Linked DNA regions of Homo sapiens: regions 2 and 3 are each linked to region 1. Evidence: read pairs that join two places in POLR2A ChIA-PET (ENCODE). Cell type or tissue: OCI-LY7. All regions are shown on one strand. Links, peaks and the distances in the headings refer to the core of each region. The heading gives the core; the rest is flanking DNA. Region 1 has its middle 210 kb from the start of LNC-LBCS. Region 2 overlaps LOC105374958 (a long non-coding RNA gene). Region 3 overlaps LNC-LBCS (lncRNA bladder and prostate cancer suppressor, hnRNPK interacting).

Region 1 (8,113 bases), core at 1,208-6,207:
TTATAGAGTACTGTATAAACATACTACCATACTACCAAGAGACAAAAGGCAGGACAAATGATTCTTCCTTTGTACCACTCCAGTTGGCCTTTCTTTGATGGGCAACTACAGGGCTAATTCTCTCCTATATCTCTGTTCCTGTCTATTCTATTCCTAATTCAGTGGTCCCATAAACTGAAGTTGGGCAACCTAAGAGGAGGGAGGGGTAACTGGCATTGGAAACAAATGTGTTACTTAAGAAAGTATGTTGGAGATCAGATCAACCTCTTGATTAATACATCATTGTAGATGTCTCTTAACTCCATAAAATAGAGGACTTCACAACCATTCTTTTACTGTAATTAATGTTTTAGATTTCAGCTAAAAATCATCAGAGAGTAATCACCAGACCATAAGAATTAGGCATAGTCTTTTCATGGACTAATTTTATCTGTAAAGTGGGAAAGCTAAACTTGATCATCTTTAAGGACTGGCTCTTAAATTTGTGAGGTCTTGATGCTCAGGAATTAGGTAAAACATTTGTCTGCTCTTATGTATCAGGAATGTTTCTCTTCTTTATGCAGAAAGTATATAATTCTAAGCATTTTAACTTCTATTTTCATAAAAGAGTCAGGTAAATAGTCCATTAACACAGTAGAAGATTTAGAAGATTATTGGGCAGATTCCTATGACTTTCTGTGCCCCTAATAAAATATTAGCAAACTGAATAAAACAAAATAATAAAGACATACTAAACAAGCTAGGCTGTTTGTGAGTAGGTGAAGCAAACAGCAACCTAAGTTTTATTGTTTGAGAAAAACCAACACAGTCTCTCCTCCCGTCTTCCTCTCTATAAATAGACAGGTATAGGTGCATAAATATATTCATATATCTCAAATATGTACATTGCAAAAAAGATGGGAAGCAAATGAAACAAGTTGTCAAGAGTAGTTACCCCTGGATGGTGAACTACAAATGATTGTTATCTGGTTCTCTCTACTTTTTCTGCACTTCCTAAATTTCCCACTATTTATAATTTTAAAAATATATTTAGATACCACTAATTTGTTTCTACTAATAGCCCCCAGATGTGGGATGCTTGACATTTTTAGCAAGAAATAATTTTAAATAATTTTAGCATACAAGAGCATCTATGGCTTAAGTGCCTATAAGCAAGAAATGTAAGAAGTTTGATTTAAATACAGAAAAAGCTAACTTCACATGCCACAAAGGGGCACTTACAACAAGAAAAAAAAGTGTACTCTGGTACAAAGTGATGGTTGGTGGGAAGTTTACACTTCATAGTTTATATCAAGAGATTAGCTATGTCAATTTTGTAAGACCTACTCATTGCATGATGTATTGAACAAAGAGAAAAAAAGTATAAATCATCCATTGACTATTTGTGGGGTATTTAGAAGGAATTAAAGTAGAAATCTAAGGCATTTATTTTAATGTCATATTTTAGACTCCAGATTCAGAGAAGCCCAGTTCCTTGGAACCCTACTCGCCTTTAAGAAAAGATTACACTTACTGATGCGACAGGGTGTCTATACACATTGATGTGACACAATGAAATAGAAACTATAAAGCAACAGAAACATATGATTGGGTTTCATAAAGATGTGAAGGTGTTCGCACTCAACACGGACGCTGGGATTGAGCTGGTGTCCTCTTCTCCCTCCTCTCATTGCTGCACTTGAGATAAATAGAATCACAGAATTAGGAAAATTGCAGAGCTATGTTATGGAAACTAATTTGCAATTTCCAAAGAGAGTTACAGAAGAAAAAAAAAGTTAACTGCTTCTTCAGCCTTCCATAAATTATGAGTGCTTGATTAGAGAAGCAAGAGGCCAGAGAAACAGAGGAGTGGAGAAGAGGACTCCACAGATGAGCTTCTCCAGGAAGGTGAATGATGCCCCGTGATCTGGAGAAGGTCATGGATTCTAAACCAACAGTTGTTGGGAACATTCCGTGAGAACATGTGTCTTCTTTTGGATAGATACGACTGACAAAAAAAAAAAAAAAAGAGTCAACCTTCTGTTGCAACATGTGCCATAGAAGGCTTTTGAAGCTTTTACCTCATTATGACTGAAGATCTTGTCTGGGAAAATCATCAGAAGAAAGTATCTATGCTACTTGATTAATTGGAGGAAATGTTGAACATTTATTGACTTCAACTAAGTATGTGTTCAGATATTTCCTGTTTTTTTTTCCATGTTGGGGTGAGTAAATCTTTAGAATAGGTGATATTTTATTAAAAAGCAACCATTTATGAATGGTTGAATCAATATGTTAAATGCATTTACATGTATTTTGCATCGTTTTAATCCTCCTAAGATAGTCGTTACTAGCTTCATTTTTGACGTTAAATGACTGAAACCAAGAGAGTAAAATGACATACCTAAGGTCTCCCAGACTGCAAATGGAGGGATTGAAATGCAAAGCTATGTTTTCTGGCTGGAAAGTTCTTTTATTTGTTTATTTATTTGTTTTTTATTTATTTATTTATTTATTGAGATGTAGTCTCGCTCTTGTTGCCCAGGCTGGAGTGCAATGGCACAATCTCAGCTCACTGCAACCTCCACTTCTCAGGTTCAAGCGATTCTCCTGCCTCAGCCTTCCGAGTAGCTGGGATTACAGGTGTGTGCCACCACGCCTGGCTAATTTTTGTATTTTTAGTAGAGAATGGGTTTCTCCATATTGGCCAGGCTGGTCTCGAACTTCTGACTTCTGGTGATCCATCCGCCTCGGCCTCCCAAAGTGCTGGGACTACAGGCGTGAGCCACCGCACCCAGCTTCTGGCTGTAAATTTACTTTGCACATATAGCATCAGATCTCCATCTATCTAATGTGACTCATGTTAATGATATACCTATTATTCCTATTTTATGAAGAGCTCTTTTAAAGAATGGATCAAAAATATTGCTGGTTTTCATTAGTGAGAAAGCTTATATGATTTTTTTCTTCCAGTTTAAAATGTGAGAATTATTTCAGGATTTTTCCTAATATTGAACCATTTTTAAATTGCTGGCATCATGGTTTTTTTTTTCCCTTAATGTGTTGCTGGATTCAATCTTCTCATTTTATCTCCTATGTTTGCAGTTATTCATAAGTAAAATTGCCCTGTGGTTTTATTACGATACGTTATTTATGTCAAGTTTTGTTTTCACTTCTCTTTTTGTTTAAAAAAAAAAATCTTTGTTCATGCTTCACAACACATCAAATAGTTGTGGTATCATTTATTGCTTAAATTTGGGGAGACAATTCACCTAAGAAAAAAATAAAAAGTAAAGTTTCTCACATCTGAAGAATATGAAAATTGTCTCATTCTTTTTAGAGACAGACGGCCGGTCTCAAACTTCCAGGTTCAAACCATCTTCTTACTTCAGGCTTTTGAGTAGCTAGGACTACAAGTGCACCACCAGGCCGGGTATGCATCTTTTTTTTTGAGACAGAGTCTTGCTCTGTCTTCCAGGCTGGAGTGCAGTGGTGCCATCTCGGCTCACTGCAAGCTCCGCCTCCCGGGTTCACGCCATTCTCCTGCCTCAGCCTCCCGAGTAGCTGGGACTACAGGCACCTGCCACCACACCCGGCTAATTTTTTGTATTTTTAGTAGAGATGGGGTTTCACCACATTAGCCAGGATGGTCTCGATCTCCTGACCTCGTGATCCGCCCGCCTGGGCCTCCCAAAGTGCTGGGATTACAAGCATGAGCCACCGCGCCCGGCCCAGGCCGGGTATGAATCTTATCTTTAGTTTCCACAACTGTCTTTAGCAAGCAAACTTGTATTGGCATCTGGATCATGGAGCTTTTCTCTTAACCTCTCAGCCTAAGCTGAGGAGTTGATTTAACTCAAAGGGAACGAGGACCACCAAGAAGGAATGTTATCTGTCATATTTTAAAAATGAGTATAATCATCTTAGAGCCTGAGATTCCAGACTACTTGGCCAACCTACTAAACTCCAACTGTCTCTGTAAAAATACATTGTTTTCAATCTACAAAATGTCCCAGGAATAGGGCAGCTCACTACCAAGGACCCAGGGCTCTCATTGGTCCACTCTGCCATTCTCTGTGTGTTATCAAGACACAGTCCCAGGTGTCACAGGCTGACATGTTCCTATCCAGAGAGAAAGGGAGGGATTCCCTCCACATGCCTGTCTTATTAGGTAAAATATTCCCCAGGAGCCCCTAGCAGACATCTCCTCCAGTCCCTTTTACCAGGATTGGGTCTCATACCTATACCATAAGGGCAAGGGAGATGAGAATGCAAGTATTTCTATTGTGGGAGAAAGGTCTCCCAGCAATCAAGAAAAAAGATAAAGAAATAGCTGTTTTGGAGACAACCAAGAGTTTTGCCACAGGAGAATAGAGGAGGAGGGGTACCCACGTGAGACCCACTCAGGAGGGTTAAAAGAGCAGCAAATGCTTCCCAGCATTGACTAAGAATTGTATAGGAGAGAGTATAGGAGGGAATTGTCTTTTAGTATCTTGCATGTGATAGGCTTTGAATAAATTTTGAATTTCCCCATGAGGTTGAACGGATTGAAACATAAGGTTGATGGGGCTAAGACGTAATTATGGTAACTCAGGATAGGAGTGTTTGGGTGCAAATCTTATTTTTTACATTGAAATCAGAGAACGCAGCAGTGCCTTTTACAACCATCCTGGTGGCAGTCAGAGACAGGGTCTATGACCTGGACACTGCAGGAGCTCAATCGTTATACCCACACAGGTGTGCTTTTCACATGAGACCCAGGTGAGAGAGACTATTACTTTCCTACATTCTTCTTCACTTTATCAACCCATTAATACTATCTTTCACCACGGTGATGAGAATGACTGACACATGGGAACAGAGATTCATTTTTCACTGTGAAGGAAAAAAATCCCACCTCCAACATGGCATTAAAGAGTACCAATTCCTTATCCTTCTTTGTGTTAAGTGTGTGTTACTTAGGCTTAGCTCATCTGTGTTTAATCGGCTTCCTTCATGCTCTCTCCATGAAGCCAGAGATGTACATATTAAACACAGGAGTTTTTGACAGTTTCCCTTTCCCTAGGGCAAGATTGCTCAACTAATAATAACTAAGATATCTTTTGACAAGTGCAGCTAAGAGCTGGGAAAGCTTAGTCAATCTACATCAGCCTTGTTGGCACTTTCTTTCCATTTCCTACCTGCATTTTCTTGAATGATGGAAACTGGAGAATGACTGTAGAACCTACGAAATCCAGGAGAGGCAGTGGATGAAATCAGGCCCGGAAGGTTAGTGAGGAATGAATGCAAAACCAGACTTATATTGATCAGGGAAAGGAAAATACTTTTTCCAACTACAATTGCAGCTGAAACCCATAAATTAGATGATTGAAGCAATAAGACACGTGAAATGGCTTTTAAGTCCACTACCCGCTCTGTGTAATAAATTTCAAATGACATAGAGGCTTTTAGTGGAAAGAATGATTTATTGCCATATGCAAGAAGGAAGCTTTCAGGGATTATCTCTAAAGTGGCAAAACACTATTCCAAATTTCACAAAATTAGCAAAGCTTCATGAAGCTTGGTGACTGAACTGACAAGCAAGCTAGGTCAAAAAAAAATTTTAATGGAATAAAAATATTGCAAATGTGCATTCTCACATACCAATACTTAGAGGTGTATTAATTACTCAAAAATAATCTAAATTCCACATTAAATGAAAACCTCCTTTGATTTGTTAGAAAAAATCCTGAGGATATTTAATTTTTGAATTACTTTTAATATATGTGTATATCTCAAAAGAATAGATACATAGAAAAGTATAAACCTATTCCTACTCACTTTTGGCATGAATTAATTCTAAATTGATTTACTTTCCTTGCCTCAGGCAACACCCTCCGTTTATCTCTTCATTTAGAAGGAGCTGAGGCAGTTCAGCAATGAACCACCTGAACAGGTGAGAGGAAACAATCATGGAACTAACTTTACATTGCAGTGTGCTCTTACCTCTGCGATTAGGTTCACACCCGTAATCCCAGCACTTTGAGAGGCTGAGGCAGGAGGATCACTTAGGGCCAGGAGTTTGAGACCAGCCTGAGCAACAGGATGACACCCCGTCTCTACAAAAAATTATAAAAATTGTCAGGATATGGTGGTGAGTGTCTGTAGTCCTAGCTACTCAGAAGGCTGAGGCAGGTGGATTGCTGCAGCCCAGGAGTTCGAGATTGCAGTGAGCTATGATCGCACCACTGCACTCCAGCCTGGGTGACAGAGTGTGACCTGTCTCTATGGGGAAAAAAATGTTAGTAGGCAATTCAGGTAGAATCTGAGAGGTTCTTACAAAAATGCATACTTGTCAAGCAGAAGAGTCTAAAAGAAAATGACAGGGAAATCTGCATATTGGGACAGAAAACAATAAGAATGATGCTATGAAGTCTGAGACCTGAAAGATTTCCTAGACTTTGTGCTTCCCTCTTGTCCACCAAGTCCTTTTATTCTAGGAAGTTTGCAAAGAATTGGAAAATGGGAAATTAAGAAGCATGCTTTCTCTACAGACAATAGGCTTTCACTGTCAGAATCTTGGATTTCCAGTGTGCAATGTACCCAGCAGGTTTTCTGGGTTTTGTCCCTGTCCAGGCCCAGCAGTATCTGGCTATTAAGAGGGTGCACCTGAAAGCTTACAGGCATGGTTTCTCATCAGTCTCCAACTCTGCCTCTTCTAACTAGTCCCCTCGCTTTCTGAGGACACATTCAATTCTAAGATATAATTGACATCTGTTAATTAACCATATATTGCACTTCCTTGTTTTCCTTCTATGTCACCTATTTTACCACTACAGAGACTCAGATTTAATTATCTCATCTGTCAAGACAATGGTCTAAGAAAGAAAATGTTTTGGATATTAACACAGTCTCTTTTCTCCCCCTGTAAATCTAATGGAAGTGTATTCCAATTTTTAATGATTTCTCAATTACTGTAAGATAGAAAAATAGCAAAAAAAAGTGCCTCTTTCAATTTACATAATTAAAATGAATATCTTCCTTAGACAATTTTCAGGTTGCCATTCTGGAAACTGTACATGGTTTAATTGTTCATAAGTGGTAGTTCTAATGACTACAATGGAAGAGAACTTTACAGTTTAATATCTCATCTTTCCTCAACGCCTCTTCATATAAACAAATTCTTCCTATAAATGATAATTAGTGATAAAAGCCATAAAACACATTACATTTGAGGTAGCCAGTGTCTTCACATATACCAAGGTATACTCTCCCACTTATCATTTACAAAAATATTGTGTCTCACAAATTTATATGAATATCAAATAAATGAGTTTTCCAACATTTACATTTCCACTAAATCTGAAGATAAAGAGAACTAGTTCCTATCTGAAGAAATGAAATATTCCTCAAGCAAGTAGACCCATAATTTTACACATGATGGAAAAGTATTTTAGTCAGGGATAAGCTCCCAAAACCCTGTGATATGAATTCAGAAATTAATTAAAGAGTAATTTTTTTCTCAGTTTCCAAGTTAACTGAAAGACCTGCATGCAGGAATATTGGAGCCTCAGCGTAGAAAGTATTCAAAAATAATATGATTCATTGTAAAGCAGTTCTCTCTTGAAATCCATCTGTTCTAATTATCTATTGCTGTGCAACAAACCACTCCAAACTCAGTGACATAAAACAGCAACCATTATGCTCACAGGGTCTGTGGGTTGGGATTTTAAACAGAGTACAATGGGGAGGGCTTATTTGTGCTCCAGGACATCTGGGGCCTCAGCTTGGAAGGCTTCAGTGGGTTGAGGGTGACTCAACAGTCAGGGGCTGGTATCACCTGGAAGCTTCTTCACTCACAGTCTTTTATTTTAGGAGGTTTATTCTAGCAAGTGCCTGAGCTGGGATAACTCAAAGGCTGAGCCCAGCTTGGACTGTCAGTCAGCATGCCTGCACACAGTCTCTCCACGTGGCTTGAGTTCCTCACAGCATGGTAGCTGAGCTCCAGAAAAAGCCTTCTGAGATGGAGCATCTGGAAAATGAGTCTTCTAGAAGACCAAGGCTGACACTACCTGGTTTTTTTCCTGCCCAGCCTCAGAAGGTATACAGTATCACTTTCACCAAATTCCACTAGTTACAAGCGAATTCTGAAAGG
Region 2 (8,113 bases), core at 1,656-6,655, 610 kb before region 1:
AGCTTCTGCCACTGATTTTTTCCTCTGGTCACTGGTTCTTTATTTTCCTGCATTGCAGAGTTTGTATTGTACAATCTTCTTGGCGTAGACACTTCATTATTCCCGAATCTTAATGTGTCTTGTTCCTGTTTCTTTCTCAGCCTGTGGCTGCAACAGGTGCAAACAGGCTATGACCACATGCATTCAGGTGCTCTATTAGCGTGATTTCTCTGAAGCTAGCAACCCTTCTGTTACAGCCAAAGACTAGCACCGAAATGTATTAGCTTCCTTTCCCAGAACAGGAAACTTTCAGTGAAAAAAGCAAAGCTACGTTAGACTAACGTATAGTACAACAGCCTTCATTCTAAAACCTATGCCAATTCTATCATTCAGCCTGAATGTTTGTTCCTGCCATTTATCTCCTCCTACTTTGAATAAGAAGATGTAACATTTCCAGAGAAGAGCATTTTGTAAAATGTATTCCATGGGAGTTTTAATATGTCATATTCGGGGAAAATTCTATGTTGTCAAAAAGTTGACGAAGTCCTGTATTATATAAAAGTAAACATTTTTTTTAAAAACTCTAGGATTTCTTGGGGCCTTTAAATGTGCTAATTTGTGAGTTGAGATCTTGATAAATGCATTATGTAGGATTTATCATTATTTATTTAAACAGGAGTTTTTTTCAGTATGTCATGAGACTAGCACTCCTTAGAATACGCTTCTGAAAATATTTGCTTAGACAAAACAATAAGGCCCAGGAGACCCACATTTAGTAGCAGTTTGCCCTGGGGAAATTCAATACACCGTTAATGATGTTTTTAAAAATCATCATTAATTTGATGGGTAAAGGGAACTTTTAAGGGTTTAAGATTTTTTTGGATTTTCATGAACATTTTGGTTGATTCCCCAATACCTTTCTCCCCTGTACTTTTGTAGTCAAGTTATTTGAAAGAGATTGTTCCAATTCTCAGCTGCTGTTACGGGCTGAGTTCTGTCCTCCAAATTCATATGTTAAAGCCCTAACCTCCAATGTGACTATATTCGGATATGGGACCTTTAAAGAGGTAATTAAAGTTAAATAAGGTGGTGAGATGGGAACCCAATCCAATATGACTAATGTCCTTATAAGAAGAGGGAGGGACTAAGTCCTTATAGACAGACAAGAAAACAGAAAAAAATGCATTTGGAGCTCTCATTAGTCCCTGCCTGCAGGCTGAAGTTTTCAATTATGTGAACTAAGAAGTTTCTTCTATTACTTAAGCCACATTGTATTGTTTTATCTGGAATGAAAATCACTGTAACTGATGTACAGTTTATATATTATAGGGGCCATAGTGAATCAAGCTTTGATATCAGGTTATATGCCTCAATTTGTGGTTCTTTTGGGTCTTTTAATTAGAGGAAAGGCCAGGTGAGGGCACAGTAGGAAAGTATCATCTGCATGCCAAGGAAAGAGTCCTCAGGAGAAACCAGGCCTGCCGATGCCTTGATCTTGGCCTTCTAGACTCTGAAACTGTGAGAAAATAAATTTCCATTGTTTAAGGTACCCACCTGGTCTATGGTACCTTGTTACAGCAGCTTTGGCAGGCCAATACAGTGCCCATGGGGCCTGTACTGGAATATCAGGGTAATCCCTCCCATCACCCCACTGCAATAGCTTTATATAACCCTGACCTAAGCCAGTCAGTCTCATGATATTTCTTTGGACACAAGGATTAATGTAGTGGTACTATTATTAACATAATCCTTGGACTTTTGTTTAATAGTGTCGAAACATGCCCTTTTGTTCCCCATGCACACGACTGAGGAAACACACAGCTTCAGGTGCTGCAGGCAGTCATCTTGTGAAGCTAGTCAGAGGGTAAGGGATGGAAGAGACACAGACAAGAAAACAAAAGAAATGCATTTGGAGCTCTGATCAGTCCCAGCCTGAAGGCTGAGGTTTTCAGTTATGTGAACTAATAAGTTTCCTCTATTGCTTATGCCACATTGTATTGTTTTATTTGCAATGAAAATTATTCCAGCTGATACACAGGCTACACAGGGGCCATAGTGAATCAAGCTTTTATATCAGGTTACATGCCTCAATTTGTGGTTCTCTCAGGTCTTTTAATTAGATAGATTTCTAAATCCTTTATAAGTAATCAAATTGTAGGTTTCAAAATATGATCCCCTTAATGGGTATAAGGCCACTAGACAGTCTAATAGTGGACATATATAGGGGTAGGAACTATGTCTGTTAAGATTCAGCCAGTTATTAATAAAATCTGGCCCTGGAAATGTATAAGATGAGAAAGTGTGTCCCACTTAGGCTGTAGAAATTGGGGTCTTCTCAAGACATTTAACAATATGAATTTCTAAGACCTGGGTGGCCCTTGATGCTGAAAAATGCATCTCTACAGCTTAATTCCTGGTTTCACTTGGGTAAAGCTGGCAAACTGGATCCATCCACTTTGGCTTTTCTTTTAAGCAAACCACATGTAAGCTTTCCTGAGCTTAAAAACAGAAATGAGGCCACCGCTGGAAGTAGACTGAGTCGAATTTCTCACAGGAGAGGGACATGTTAACTGGACAGTGTCTTATGCACTAGCAAACACTGCTGTCTCCAATTCTGGCTTGGCAGCTTACTCATGTTCTTGGAATTGGTCACTTTTTCATTTCCTGGATCTAGGTTTTGTCAACTGTATTTGTCAATTTTTGTCAAAATTAACGATCCTGACTCAGGTTTTGTCCACAGGTAAAATTCAAAGGCTAGCAATCAAAACTTCAGACAATAAATATTCATTAAATATTTACTATGTGCCAAGCATAGTAAATATTTACTATGTGCCAAGACACTGAGGTATGTAAAACAGATAAAAATCCCTGTACTCATAGAATTTAGAATTGTGTGCGTGTGTATGTGCACATACAGGGATACAAATCTATATAATTGTATACAGTATGTCAGATGGGGAAAGGGGTTAAACACTTGTAGGTTTGTACTGTGTCCAACTGCCTAAGCTGGAACCATGTTTCCCAGCATCCCTTTCCTCGTATGGTTCCTGGGTGGAATTGGCCAAAGAGGAATTTTCGCAAGGTTTGGAGGTTGGAAATGAAGCAGCAGCCGTGCTATCTGCACATCATCATGGCTACATGCTGTGAAAGACGGATGCAGAGGTGCCAGAGCCTTCTGCCTCCTCCTCTCCCCTTGCTCTGTGTCCAGCTCTTTCTCCTGTCTGTCCTGCTGACCTACGGCAATCTCAGGCCGACCAATAGAAGCAGAGGCAAGAGCCTTCTGCTGACTTTACCAGCTCTCCTATGCTGCCCAATTCCAGCTCCATGTGCCTCACCACCAGTATTCTTTTGGAAAGCTCCTATTTGTCCATCATCTGCAACAGTGCTTCAGGAGGGCTGCTTCAGGACATTTCTCCAGCCTCCTAGTTCCCTTCTTAGAGGCTTTGTTCCCCAGTTGTTCTTTGTGTAAGGCCTTATTTCTATAATACACCCATGTTTCATCCCACTCTTAGTGGTCCTGCTTCCCTAGTTGAACTGTGACTGATACAAGCATTACGGAAAAGTAAGTAGGGTCAGAAACAGGAAGTGCTTATGGGAAGTGAGCTGTACTTTTAAATAATATAATTGGAGAAGTCTTCACTAAGAAAGAGATATTGGAACATAAAGCCGAAGTGGTAAAGAAAATAATTTTAAAAAATCCTTTCTCAAGCACATGAAGACTATTCGAAGTATAATCAAAGTAATAAAAGATTTGGCGGAGCAACACCTACAACTTTATATATCTTATAATGCTGCATAAATATACTAATCGCAAAAATACTCTATGATTTTCTTCAGAGTCTTCTTTTGAAGTTGTATTTTCTTAAACGTTATGGCATCTTGCTGAGGCAAAATCAAGACCAGAATTGTTCTTTGAGCTTTTAGAAGGAAAAGAGCTCTGCAGGTATGAAGCCATAAGGATAAAATATCCTCGTTAAGTCACATTGCTCCCTGACTACTGGAGCTCAGCCATCTATTTTCCCAAACACACTCCTCCAGCTTTGTCTCGCGTTTGCAAGAGCAACTATGAAAAGCAAACATGAAGAGTGTAAGGAAATCAGGGGAGACAGCCCCTGAGAAGGAGAAAGTGATATAGGAAAGTGTCTCCGTCGGGATTCGTGGAGATGAACTTCTTGGCTTTAGAGTGTTAAGACAGGATCTGCACTCAGCTGGTGTGCTAGAGAGAGACGAAGCCGCCTAACCAAACAATGCACAGAAAGGAGACCCTCTGCTCCTGTGTTTTTCTATCAGCCGCACCAAGGGCTTGGTTTCCTGGCAACCTGCCACGGTGCCTTCCCTCCGCGGAGGCTCGTCTGCCCCTAGGGGGAGCCAATCGGCTGTCAGCCTCCAAAGAGTGCCTGCTCATGGGATGGCAAGCTGGCTCTCTTGCAGAGCGCAATTAAAGCATCTGCCAGGAAAAGATTGTTTTGAGGCAGGTATGCATTTGATAAATTGGTGTTGTGGGCATCCCATGCCAAGGTATCGGCGGTTGCTAATGGACAATTGTGAACTTTCTTCAAACTCCGAAGTCTTAAGCTAAATACAGGGCGGATGTCTATACACAGTACTCTTTAGATCGTGGCAAATAGTACTCTCACCTATTTGATAATAAATCTGCCAAATTCCGATTTTGCAATGAAAAATGCTTGTTTCATTCTTGGTTTCGGTTTTTCTTAACTAGATAAAATTGGTTGAAATGAATATGTAATAATTTCATACATTTTAATACTTCAAAACGTATGACATTTTGCACATGTATTTCCCTACTTCTAATGTTCTCTCTCTCTCTTTCTCTCTCTCTCTCTCTCTTTTTTTTTTTTAATCGAGACAAGGTCTCATTATGTTGCCCAGACTGGTCTTGATCTCCTTTGCTTAAGCAGTCTTCCCGCCTCAGCTGCCTAAAGTGCTGGGATTACAGGCATGAGCCATCATGCCTGGTCTCGAACGTTCTCTTGAGGAAGCAATATGCACAACTAGAAAGTGGGCAGACAGGGAACAGCAGTTTTCACTTGGAGAGGTAAAAGCTGAACATGGCCTTCCATGCATGTGGAAGGCAACTTGGCAAAGAAAAATGCGTCCTACCTACATTCTCTGTTTCTACAACTTCACTTTTTGGACCCACTAACATCAGCTCAGAAGCAAATTCTCCCCACACACTGTGGATGTAGCTTAAATCAAGTCAAAGGGAAGGCCTAAGGGCTAGAGTAGGAAAGTGCCTAACCTTTGCATATGACAACTCACCCAATGACTCGCCTATTTAGAATGGTTCCCATTTACTCAAAATTTGGAAAGAAAGAAAGAAACCAAGCCAAGTTCATGGCAAAGTTCAGCACCAGGAAGAATCTCTTTACTTTAATAATCTCCTCCCATCTTCTTGATTTGATTTTTCACACATTCATTTATTCATCTTACATTCCAGAGAAACTTCTGGTGTAGGCCAAGACAACATCTATAGTTTCATAGAAACTACTCATTGAATTGAAGTAAACAAACTGGAAAGCAAAAGCCAAACAAGCTTGTCCAATCTGCGGCCCGTGGGCTGCAATGTGGCCCAGGGCAGCTCTCAATACTGCCCAACACAAATTCACAAACTTTCTTAAAACATTATATCTTTTTGTGAATTTTTTTTTAGTGTATTTTATGTGTGGCCCAAGACAATTCTTCCAATGGGGTCTAGGGAAGCCAAAAGATTAGACACCCCTGGTCTAGTATTTGTCTGTTTAAACTGTTTCACAAAAGCCAGCAGGAGACACTAGCTGTATTATGAACATCACGTGAATGTTTCTTATCTGACCATACTGCTCAGATATGTTGATTTCCTCCCCCATATATAGTATAAGCTTGCTCCTAGGACAGAATAGGAAAATATCTAATATTATCCTTTGAGTTCAGAAACCTCACTGTGCACACTGATATGCTAGTTTTACATCTTAATGTAGTGAAAATCTAACCTTCCCACCTATGATAAATACACGTAACTTGACCTGTAACTAGATACTTTTCAAATAACACTGACTGGGCATTTATTCTTTTAAAAAATCCCTCTTTAGTGCTAGCTTCTTCCATTCCTTCTGTAATCACTTGCATATGGGAAATGAAACAGTCCATTGCCTCTATTGTGTTACCTTTGGAATCCCACAGGGCTCCCTCTTTACCAAACAAGCAAGGACTATATAAGTAAAATGAGGGCAAATTTTGTAGAACAGCAGGAGATAAGAATATGAAGATATTTTTTCATCTTTCTTTTTTTTTAAAAAAAATTCTTATTTGCAAGTTTGCAAGTCTTTCCTTATGACCGAGTAGCTGGAACTCCATTTGGCATACAAAGGTTTATTTTTTGTCTTATTCATCTCATTGAGAATTAGCTTTAAAAAGGAAAAAATATGTATCTTCTTGATATTAAGTTAGTAATGTACTGCTCTAACTAGTCATAATTTATGCTTGAGTCAGTTTGTATCACAAGTATACTTAGAATAAGAATGCCTTACAAGCATTTACCTTTCAAAATAAAATTGTTTTATGATTTAAAAATATGACAACATTAAAAAATAAATTCTAAAAGAAAAATTATTTTTACATTTTCCACAGCTCTCCCTAGCTCTTATTTTAATGTTTTATGATGTTTACAAGGCTAGAGTACCAGAAGCTTGCTTTTTTTTCTTTCTCATAATTATTCATGAAATTCAATTAACTTGTCATCAAATGAACTATTATGTTATCGTGGTCTTTTTGACCCTAGCAGTCAGACGTCCTGTGAGATACCTGAGTCAAAGTTTTACCTCATCTTCTTCTAAATTTTACTCTTTATGGAAATTAAACCCTTTATGAAGACATCCAAGCATCATTTTAAGCCAACTATTTACAAATCAGCAAAACTATTTATAGCAACATTTAAATAATATAAACATAACGATATATTAAACTCTCTATCCTAACCCTATTTCTCACAGAAAATTTTCAGAAATCGCTCGTAATTTATCTCTGATAAAAAACAACAACACCACTTTCTGGGCCTGTGTTTAACTTCAATAACATTTTTGAACATTTTTGACTTAATGTCAAAAACCCTCATAAACAGTGTCTCTTCAGTCTCTGCCCTGCAGCAGGAAGGACATGCTATCTTCTGCTCACCTTTTAAAAGACACAAAGACCTGCTTGCCTTTCCAGATTTCCCTGATTTTCTCCCTGTTCCCCCATGCAAAAAATAATAATAATAAATAAAAAAAAAGAAAGAAAGGAAAATCTCAGAAACAATAAATAAAACTACAGAAGACAATAAAGGACGAAGTAAAGAGAAAGCCTCAAAACAAAAAGAAAAAAATATGCAGCAGTGCAGTGCTGCTGGTGTGCATGAAATACCCTGTGATAGCCTTTTCCTAATCATTAGGGAATAATTTTTCCTTCTCAAGTGAGAGACCTCCTTAGCCCTTTGAAACCTGGGTTGATGTTTACTAATTAATTTATATAGAATGGTCCCTTAGCAACCATTTCAAACAGGATCTGTTACCTCTGCTCTCTGGGTTTAAAGGAACGCATCCTTTTCCAAGACAACCGTGTTTGTAAAGGCCAGCAGCATGCGGCAGTATTCTAGAGACTGGTATCAAGTGATGCTTCCACAATACTTCAATGATGAAAGAACATCTTAGAAGTTGTGATGTTGCTATTTGATGGTGAAATAAGTTTTTCATATCATTTAATTTGTAGTTATTGTTTTACCAGATGGGAAGACTTTTAAACCAATAAATAATCACTGTCTGCCATGCTGTATATATTTACTTATTTACTGGCTTATTGTCATCTCTCACTTACTCTAAAGTATATAAGCTCTACAAGGAAATGATATTTAGTCTGTTTTGTTCATTGCATTCTCAGAATCTAGTCCCTGGCATAAAGTAGCCACTCAATAAATATTTGCGAGCTGAATAAATGAATACACGAATAAGGATTTTCCCGTATTTTGATAAGAGGATAAAGGACAAAGATAAATAATATTTACAAATTTCTTAAGTCACTCTTTGAAGGGATTTTTAATGAATGATTATAAGTGCTTCCCAGGGATTTACAAATTATAATGGGAATTTGATTTTATTTTCAC
Region 3 (8,113 bases), core at 1,402-6,401, 170 kb after region 1:
CTCTCAATAAATTAGGTATTGATGGGACGTATTTCAAAATAATAAGAGCTATCTATGACAAACCCACAGCCAATATCATACTGAATGGGCAAAAACTGGAAGCATTCCCTTTGAAAACTGGCACAAGACAGGGATGCCCTCTCTCACCGCTCCTATTCAACATAGTGTTGGAAGTTCTGGCCAGGGCAATCAGGCAGGAGAAGGAAATAAAGGGTATTCAATTAGGAAAAGAGGAAGTCAAATTGTCCCTGTTTGCAGACGACATGATTGTTTATCTAGAAAACCCCATCATCTCAGCCCAAAATCTCCTTAAGCTGATAAGCAACTTCAGCAAAGTCTCAGGATACAAAATCAATGTACAAAAATCACAAGCATTCTTATACACCAACAACAGACAAACAGAGAGCCAAATCATGGGTGAACTCCCATTCACAATTGCTTCAAAGAGAATAAAATACTTAGGAATCCAACTTACAAGGGATGTGAAGGACCTCTTCAAGGAGAACTACAAACCACTGCTCAAGGAAATAAAAGAGGACACAAACAAATGGAAGAACATTCCATGCTCATGGGTAGGAAGAATCAATATCGTGAAAATGGCCATACTGCCCAAGGTAATTTACAGATTCAATGCCATCCCCATCAAGCTACCAATGACTTTCTTCACAGAATTGGAAAAAACTACTTTAAAGTTCATATGGAACCAAAAAAGAGCCCGCATTGCCAAGTCAATCCTAAACCAAAAGAACAAAGCTGGAGGCATCACACTACCTGACTTCAAACTATACTACAAGGCTACAGTAACCAAAACAGCATGGTACTGGTACCAAAACAGAGATATAGATCAATGGAACAGAACAGAGCCCTCAGAAATAATGCCGCATATCTACAACTATCTGATCTTTGACAAACCTGAGAAAAACAAGCAATGGGGAAAGGATTCCCTATTTAATAAATGGTGCTGGGAAAACTGGCTAGCCATATGTAGAAAGCTGAAACTGGATCCCTTCCTTACACCTTATACAAAAATCAATTCAAGATGGATTAAAGATTTAAACGTTAGACCTAAAACCATAAAAACCCTAGAAGAAAACCTAGGCATTACCATTCAGGACATAGGCGTGGGCAAGGACTTCATGTCCAAAACACCAAAAGCAATGGCAACAAAAACCAAAATTGACAAATGGGATCTAATTAAACTAAAGAGCTTCTGCACAGCAAAAGAAACTACCATCAGAGTGAACAGGCAACCTACAACATGGGAGAAAATTTTTGCAACCTACTCATCTGACAAAGGGCTAATATCCAGAATCTACAATGAACTCAAACAAATTTACAAGAAAAAAACAAACAACCCCATCAAAAAGTGGGCGAAGGACATGAACAGACACTTCTCAAAAGAAGACATTTATGCAGCCAAAAAACACATGAAAAAATGCTCATCATCACTGGCCATCAGAGAAATGCAAATCAAAACCACTATGAGATATCATCTCACACCAGTTAGAATGGCAATCATTAAAAAGTCAGGAAACAACAGGTGCTGGAGAGGATGTGGAGAAATAGGAACACTTTTACACTGTTGGTGGGACTGTAAACTAGTTCAACCATTGTGGAAGTCAGTGTGGCGATTCCTCAGGGATCTAGAACTAGAAATACCATTTGACCCAGCCATCCCATTACTGGGTATATACCCAAAGGACTATAAATCATGCTGCTATAAAGACACATGCACACGTATGTTTATTGCGGCACTATTCACAATAGCAAAGACTTGGAACCAACCCAAATGTCCAACAATGATAGTCTGGATTAAGAAAATGTGGCACATATACACCATGGAATACTATGCAGCCATAAAAAATGATGAGTTCATATCCTTTGTAGGGACATGGATGAAATTGGAAACCATCATTCTCAGTAAACTATCGCAAGAACAAAAAACCAAACACCGCATATTCTCACTCATAGGTGGGAATTGAACAATGAGATCACATGGACACAGGAAGGGGAATATCACACTCTGGGGACTGTGGTGGGGTCGGGGGAGGGGGGAGGGATAGCATTGGGAGATATACCTAATGCTAGATGACACATTAGTGGGTGCAGCGCACCAGCATGGCACATGTATACATATGTAACTAACCTGCACAATGTGCACATGTACCCTAAAACTGAGAGTATAATAAAAAAAAAAAAAAATAAAAAAAAAATAAAAAAAAAAAAAAAAAAAAAAGAAAAAAAAACTAACTGGGTATGGTGGCATGTGCCTGTAGTCCCAGTGACTTGGAAGGCTGAGGTGGGAGGATCGACTGAGCCCGGGATTTCAAGGCTGGCTGCAGTGAGCCATAATCATGCAACTGCATTCCAACCTGGGCAACAGAGTGAGACCCTGTCTCTAAAAAAAAAAAAAAAAAAAAAAAAAAAAGAATCATGATTAATGGAAGGAAGTCAAATATCACCATTAACAGGAGTTTGGAAGAAGTTGATTCCAAACCTAATGGGTGACTTTGAGGGGTTCTAGGCTTCAGGGGAGGAAAGAATCACAGATGTGGTAAAAATAACAAGAGAACTAGAGTTAGAAGTGGAGTCTGGGCTGGGCGCGGTAGCTCACGCCTGTAATCCCAGCACTTTGGGAGACCAAGGCGGGCGGATGACAAGGTCGGGAGATCGAGACCATCCTGGCTAACACGGTGATACCCCATCTCTACAAAAAATACAAAAAAAAAAAATTAGCCAGGCGTGGTGGCGGGGGCGTGGAGGCTGAGGCAGGAGAAGGGCATGAACCCAGGAGGCGGAGCTTGCAGTGAGCCGAAATGGTGCCACTGTACTCCAGCCTGGGCGACAGAGCGAGACTCCGTTTCAAAAAAAAAAAAAAGAAGTGGAGTCTGAAGATGTGACAATTGCTGTAATCTCACAATAAAACTTGAACGCATAAGAAGTTGCTTCTTATGGATGAACAAAGAAAGCAGTCTCTGGAGATGGAATCTTTTCCTGATGAAGGTGCTATGAACAATGTTGAATGACAAAGAGGAATTTAAAATATTAAATAAACCTAGTTGATTAAGCAGTGCCGGGGTTTGAGAGGATTGACACCAATTTTGAAAGAAGTTCTATGTGAGTAAAATGCTATCAGACAGCATTGAATGCTACAGAGAAATCGTTCGTGAAAGGAAGTGTCAACCAATGTGGCAACCTTCAGTGTTGCCTTAACAAATTGCCACAGCCACCTCAACCTTCAGCAACCACCAACCTAACCAGTCAGCAGCCATCCACATCCAGACAAGACTCTCCACCAGCAGAAAGATTATGACTCACTGAAGTCTCAGATGATTGCTGGCAATTTTTAGCAACAAAGTATTTTTAAATTATGCAAGTTTTTTAAGCCATAATGCTATTGCACACTTAATAGAGTATATATGGTATAGTATAAACTTAATAGAGTATATACGGTATAGTGTAAACTTATAGAGTATGTATGGCATAGTGTAATAGACTATATACGGTATAGTGTAAACTTAATATGAGTATATATGGTATAGTGTAACCTTTATGTGCATTTAGAAACCAAAAAACAAATGTGTGACTTGTTTTACTATGATATTTGCTTTATTGTGGTGGTCTGGAACCAAACCTGTGATATCTCTGAGTTATGCCTATATAGAAGTAAAACAGAGCTTAATTAAAGACAAAAACTATTCCCGGCCAGGAGCGGTGGCTCACGCCTATAATCCTAACACTTTGGGAGGCCAAGGCGGGCAGATCACCAGAGGTCAGGAGTTTGAGAGCAACGTGGCCAACACGGTGAAACCCCATCTCTACTAAAAATACAAAAAATTAGCTGGCCATGGTGGCAGGCACCTGTAATCCCAACGACTTGGGAGGCTGAGGCAGGATAATCTCTTGAACCCGGGAGGCAGAGGTTACAGTGAGCTGAGATTGCACCACTGCACTCCAGCCTGGGTGACAAGAGCAAAACTGTCTCAAAAATAAAAAATAAAAAATAATAATAATAATAATAATAAACTATTCCCTAACTAGCTCTGGACTAATCCAATTTGTACACTACCTTTAAAAGTTCCTTAAGCACTATGTTAACAATAAGGAGTAACAAAAGTCATATTAAACTGATACTACCCCAAATTTGTAAATCCATTTTGTAAAACCCTCCTTGTATTGTTGAATGTTTTATTGTTTACTTTTTGTATGATTGCTTATTGTTACATAGTTCTCTGCTGGGGTTTTGAATCTCTTAACACATCTTTTAGAGATTCTTAGTTTCACAGCTTCTGAAATGACAACACAGCTAAAACAGAAGAAAATACAGTATCAAACCCCTGCTGGTGTGATTCTGTATAGCTTACCCAGAATGGAAACATTGTGTTTATAAATTTGCATATCAACCCCAACCTGTGTAGGGATATCAATTGCTTCCTGTAGCTGTTCTTCTCTGTTTTCCTGAAAGTAAGGCATGCCAATGGAGTATGCCAGTGAGCTACTATCTTTTCTCTCCACACACACACAGGAATTATGCTAACCATTTAACTTCAATCTGTCTAGGAAACAGATTTCTTTTAATTAGAAGATTTGAGAGCAGGTGTAATGCTTACTATTAATAAAACAAATGATAAATCAATGCAAGATTTTAGTTAGAACTAATATATTTCTAATAAGTTTATTTTGACAAGTATATAATATGCTATCATCTCTGATTCTGATTAATACATTGATCATCAAATGAGACACGAATGTGGAATGCATTATCTCAGGTATCCTATTTCAAGGGCTTCAATTGTGGCAATTGAATATAATCATTTCAGTGCCTTGTAATTGTCAATGTCTGATCCACAAATATGATATATGCCTGAAAAGATGCATTGTAAACAGTATCAGGGTAAAGCCTCAATAAATTAGTAGCTTCTAGCTACTGGCATTTGAATCCAATAAAAAAGAAGCACTAAGGAAGATAGTTTTAAAAACGGATCTGGCTGGGTGCAGTTACTCATGCCTGTAATCCCAGCACTTTGGGAAGCTGAGGTGGGTGGATCACCTGAGGTTAGGAGTTCGGGACCAGCCTGACCAATATGGTGAAACCCTATCTCTACTAAAAATACAAAAATTATCTAGGCGTGGTGGCGTGCAGCTGTAGTCCCAGTTACTTGAGAGGCTGAGACATGAGAATTGCTTGAAACCGGGAAGTGGAGGTTGCAGTGAGCCAAGATCACGCTACTGCCGCCAGCCTGGGAGACAGAACGAGACTCCCTCTCAAAAAAAAAAAAAAGGATCTAGGTTCTGGAATAACATGACCATAATGTGGAACAAAAGATTCAGTTTAGAGAGGACCATGCCCACAGCTGCCACCAGCAAGGCCAGGACACTGCAACACTGTCTTACATATTCAAGGCTGATCATGAGTGCTATGGGCATGTTGGAGTTGTGGCTGCAAGAAATGCAGTTCTCAGAGTGTGATGTTCCCCTTCCTGTGTCCATGTGTTCTCATTGTTCAATTCCCACCTATGAGTGAGAATATGCGGTGTTTGGTTTTTTGTTCTTGCGATAGTTTACTGAGAATGATGATTTCCAATTTCATCCATGTCCCTACAAAGGACATGAACTCATCATTTTTTATGGCTGCATAGTATTCCATGGTGTATATGTGCCAGATTTTCTTAATCCAGTCTATCATTGTTGGACATTTGGGTTGGTTCCAAGTCTCTGTTATTGTAAATAGTGCCGCAATAAACATACGTGTGCATGTGTCTTTATAGCAGCATGTTGTGGGGTGGGGTGGGGGGAGGGGGGAGGGATAGCATTGGGAGATATACCTAATGCTAGATGACGAGTTAGTGGGTGCAGCGCACCAGCATGGCACATGTATACATATGTAACTAACCTGCACATTGTGCACATGTACCCTAAAACTTAAAGCATAATAATAATAAATAAATAAATAAAAAGAACTGCAGTTCTTTCTACACTGTGTGTAAGAAAGAAGTTTTGACTTCTGGTTGCAGCAATCATTAGCAGAACCTACATCTACTAAAAAAGATGCAGCCTATTTTTAATGCGATACCGCCAAGATCTGAATTGCCTTATGGTCTGACTTGCCCATTGCTTTCAGAAACCAGGCCTGAGCATCAAAAGTATATTCACATTTCTAAATACTTTAAGAATTATCTGAAATGTTCTTGGACCCTTAACTTAATGTGCACCTTTACTAGTACAAGTCATCTAGAGCTGCTTTGGACAGAAGTGCTAAAGGAACATAGGATAAGCTTTACAGAAATGTCCCATCTCCATCCAAACTCTACTCCTTGCTATAAATGTGTATTAAATATTTATATATTCTGGATAAAAGTTCTTTATACTTTGTGGGTAAAAGTTGTATGTTCTGAATAAAAGTTCCTTATACTTTGTGGGTAAAAGACATTTTTTGAAGAAATTCACAAGGTAACTTTAAATTTCATATAGAAATACAAAGGACCTAGACTAGCTGAAACAACTTTGAAAAACAACAAAGTTAGAAGATGAACACAGCCTAATTTCAAGATTTATTTTAAAACTACAATAATTAAGATGGTGTGCTATGGTGTTAAGATAGACAAAGAAATAGACTAGAGAGTCCAGAAATAGACTAGAGTCCAGAAATAGACCCATACTGTATTAGTCTGTTTTCACACCACTCTAAAGAATACCTGAGAATGGGTAATTTATGAAGAAAAATGGCTTGACTTACAGTTCCCTATACCTGGAGAGGTCTCAGGAAACTTACAATCATGGTAGAAGGTGAAAAGGAAGCAAAGACCTTCACATGGTGACAGGGGAGAGACAAGGGGAAACTGACAGACACTTTTAAACCATCAGATCTCATGAGAAATCCCTCACTATCACAAGAACAGCATGGGGGAAACAACTCCCATGATCCAATCATCTCTCACCAGCTACCTCCCCCAACAAGTGAGGATTACAATTTGAGATGAGATTTAGGTGGGGACAGAGCCAAACCATATCACATACACAATAACAAATTGGAGGTTTTCTGGACAACTATTCTAGGAAAATTCAATGGAAAAATGAAAAACTTTTCAATAACTGGTGCTAGAAAAAAAAATCCATATGCAAAAAAGTGAAACATAACATTTGATTCACATACACCAAAAAATTAACTCAAAAGTGAATCACAGGCCGGGTGCGGTGGCTCACACCTGTAATCCCAGCACTTTGGGAGGCCGAACCAGGTGGATAACATGAGGTCAGGAGTTTGAGACCAGCCTGGCCAACATGGTGAAACCCTGTCTCCACTAAAAATACAAAAATTAGCCAGGTGTGGTGGCACCTGCCTGCAATCCCAGCTACTCAGGAGGCTGAGGCACAAGAATCGCTTGAGCCAGGGAGACGGAAGTTGCTGTGAGCAGGGATCACACCTCTGCACTACAGCCTGGGCAACAGATCAAGACTCTGTCTCAAAAAAAAAAAAAATGGATCACAGAGACAAATATAAAAATAAAATTGTACAACTTCTAGAAGAAGGCATAGAAGAAAATGTTACTGACTTTGGATTGGGCAAATATGTTTTAACTAGGACCCAAAAAGAAAAAATTGACTGGATGTCATCAAAATGTTAAAAGTTTGCTAAAAAATTTTGCTATTTAAAAAACACTGTTAAGGAAATGAAAAGCTAGCCTACAAATTAGGAGAAAATATTTGCATTAACATGTAACTATAAAGGTTTGTATACAAAGTGTTTGTTCTTTTTTTTTTTTTTTTTTTTTTTAGAGACAGGGTCTCACTCTGTCATTCAGGCTGAAATGCAGTGGCATGGTTATAGCTTACTGTAACCTCAAACTCCTGGGCTCAAGCAATCCTCTTGCCTTAATCATTGCTTATGGGAATGCAAATGGATCTGCCACTTTGGAAAAAAATTATAAAGCAGTTCTTTATAAAGTTAAATATACACATACTATATGTCCCAGCAATTCCACTGTTAAGTACTTACCCAAGAAAAATGAAAGTAAAATTTGTGCTCAAGTTCAGAGCTGCTTTATTTTTAATGTCAGTAATTGTGAAAAACTAGAAAGAACTCAAATACCTATCAACTGGTGAAGAGATTAAA

Evidence for each region. ChIA-PET counts read pairs that join two places held together with the same protein. Peaks named below come from ENCODE experiments on the same cell type or tissue, not always from the same donor. Only the 100,000 strongest peaks of a DNase experiment are listed, where the experiment ranks them.
Region 2: POLR2A ChIA-PET joins it to region 1 with 5 read pairs; 1 of 35 experiments calls an interaction of 5 or more read pairs at or near these places.
Region 3: POLR2A ChIA-PET joins it to region 1 with 6 read pairs; 2 of 35 experiments call an interaction of 5 or more read pairs at or near these places.

The regions. Positions count from the first base shown.
Region 1 is chr6:19,594,872-19,602,984 of GRCh38, forward strand. No RefSeq gene overlaps it. Among named protein-coding and RNA genes, the nearest start is that of LNC-LBCS, 210 kb to the right of the region's middle. In OCI-LY7, for the core only: no CTCF peak of the experiment used is centred there; DNase peaks (open chromatin) are centred at 3,250 and 6,180; H3K4me3 peaks cover 1,323 bases; H3K27ac peaks cover 4,259 bases.
Region 2 is chr6:18,986,213-18,994,325 of GRCh38, forward strand. All of the region lies in intron 1 of LOC105374958 (a long non-coding RNA gene), which reads left to right. Among named protein-coding and RNA genes, the nearest start is that of TRQ-CTG1-1, 150 kb to the left of the region's middle. In OCI-LY7, for the core only: CTCF peaks have their summits at 4,338 (motif pointing right) and 4,548; a DNase peak (open chromatin) is centred at 4,329.
Region 3 is chr6:19,768,719-19,776,831 of GRCh38, forward strand. The region is part of intron 2 of LNC-LBCS (lncRNA bladder and prostate cancer suppressor, hnRNPK interacting); the gene reads right to left. Among named protein-coding and RNA genes, the nearest start is that of LNC-LBCS, 32 kb to the right of the region's middle. In OCI-LY7, for the core only: a CTCF peak has its summit at 4,346; a DNase peak (open chromatin) is centred at 4,363; H3K4me3 peaks cover 242 bases.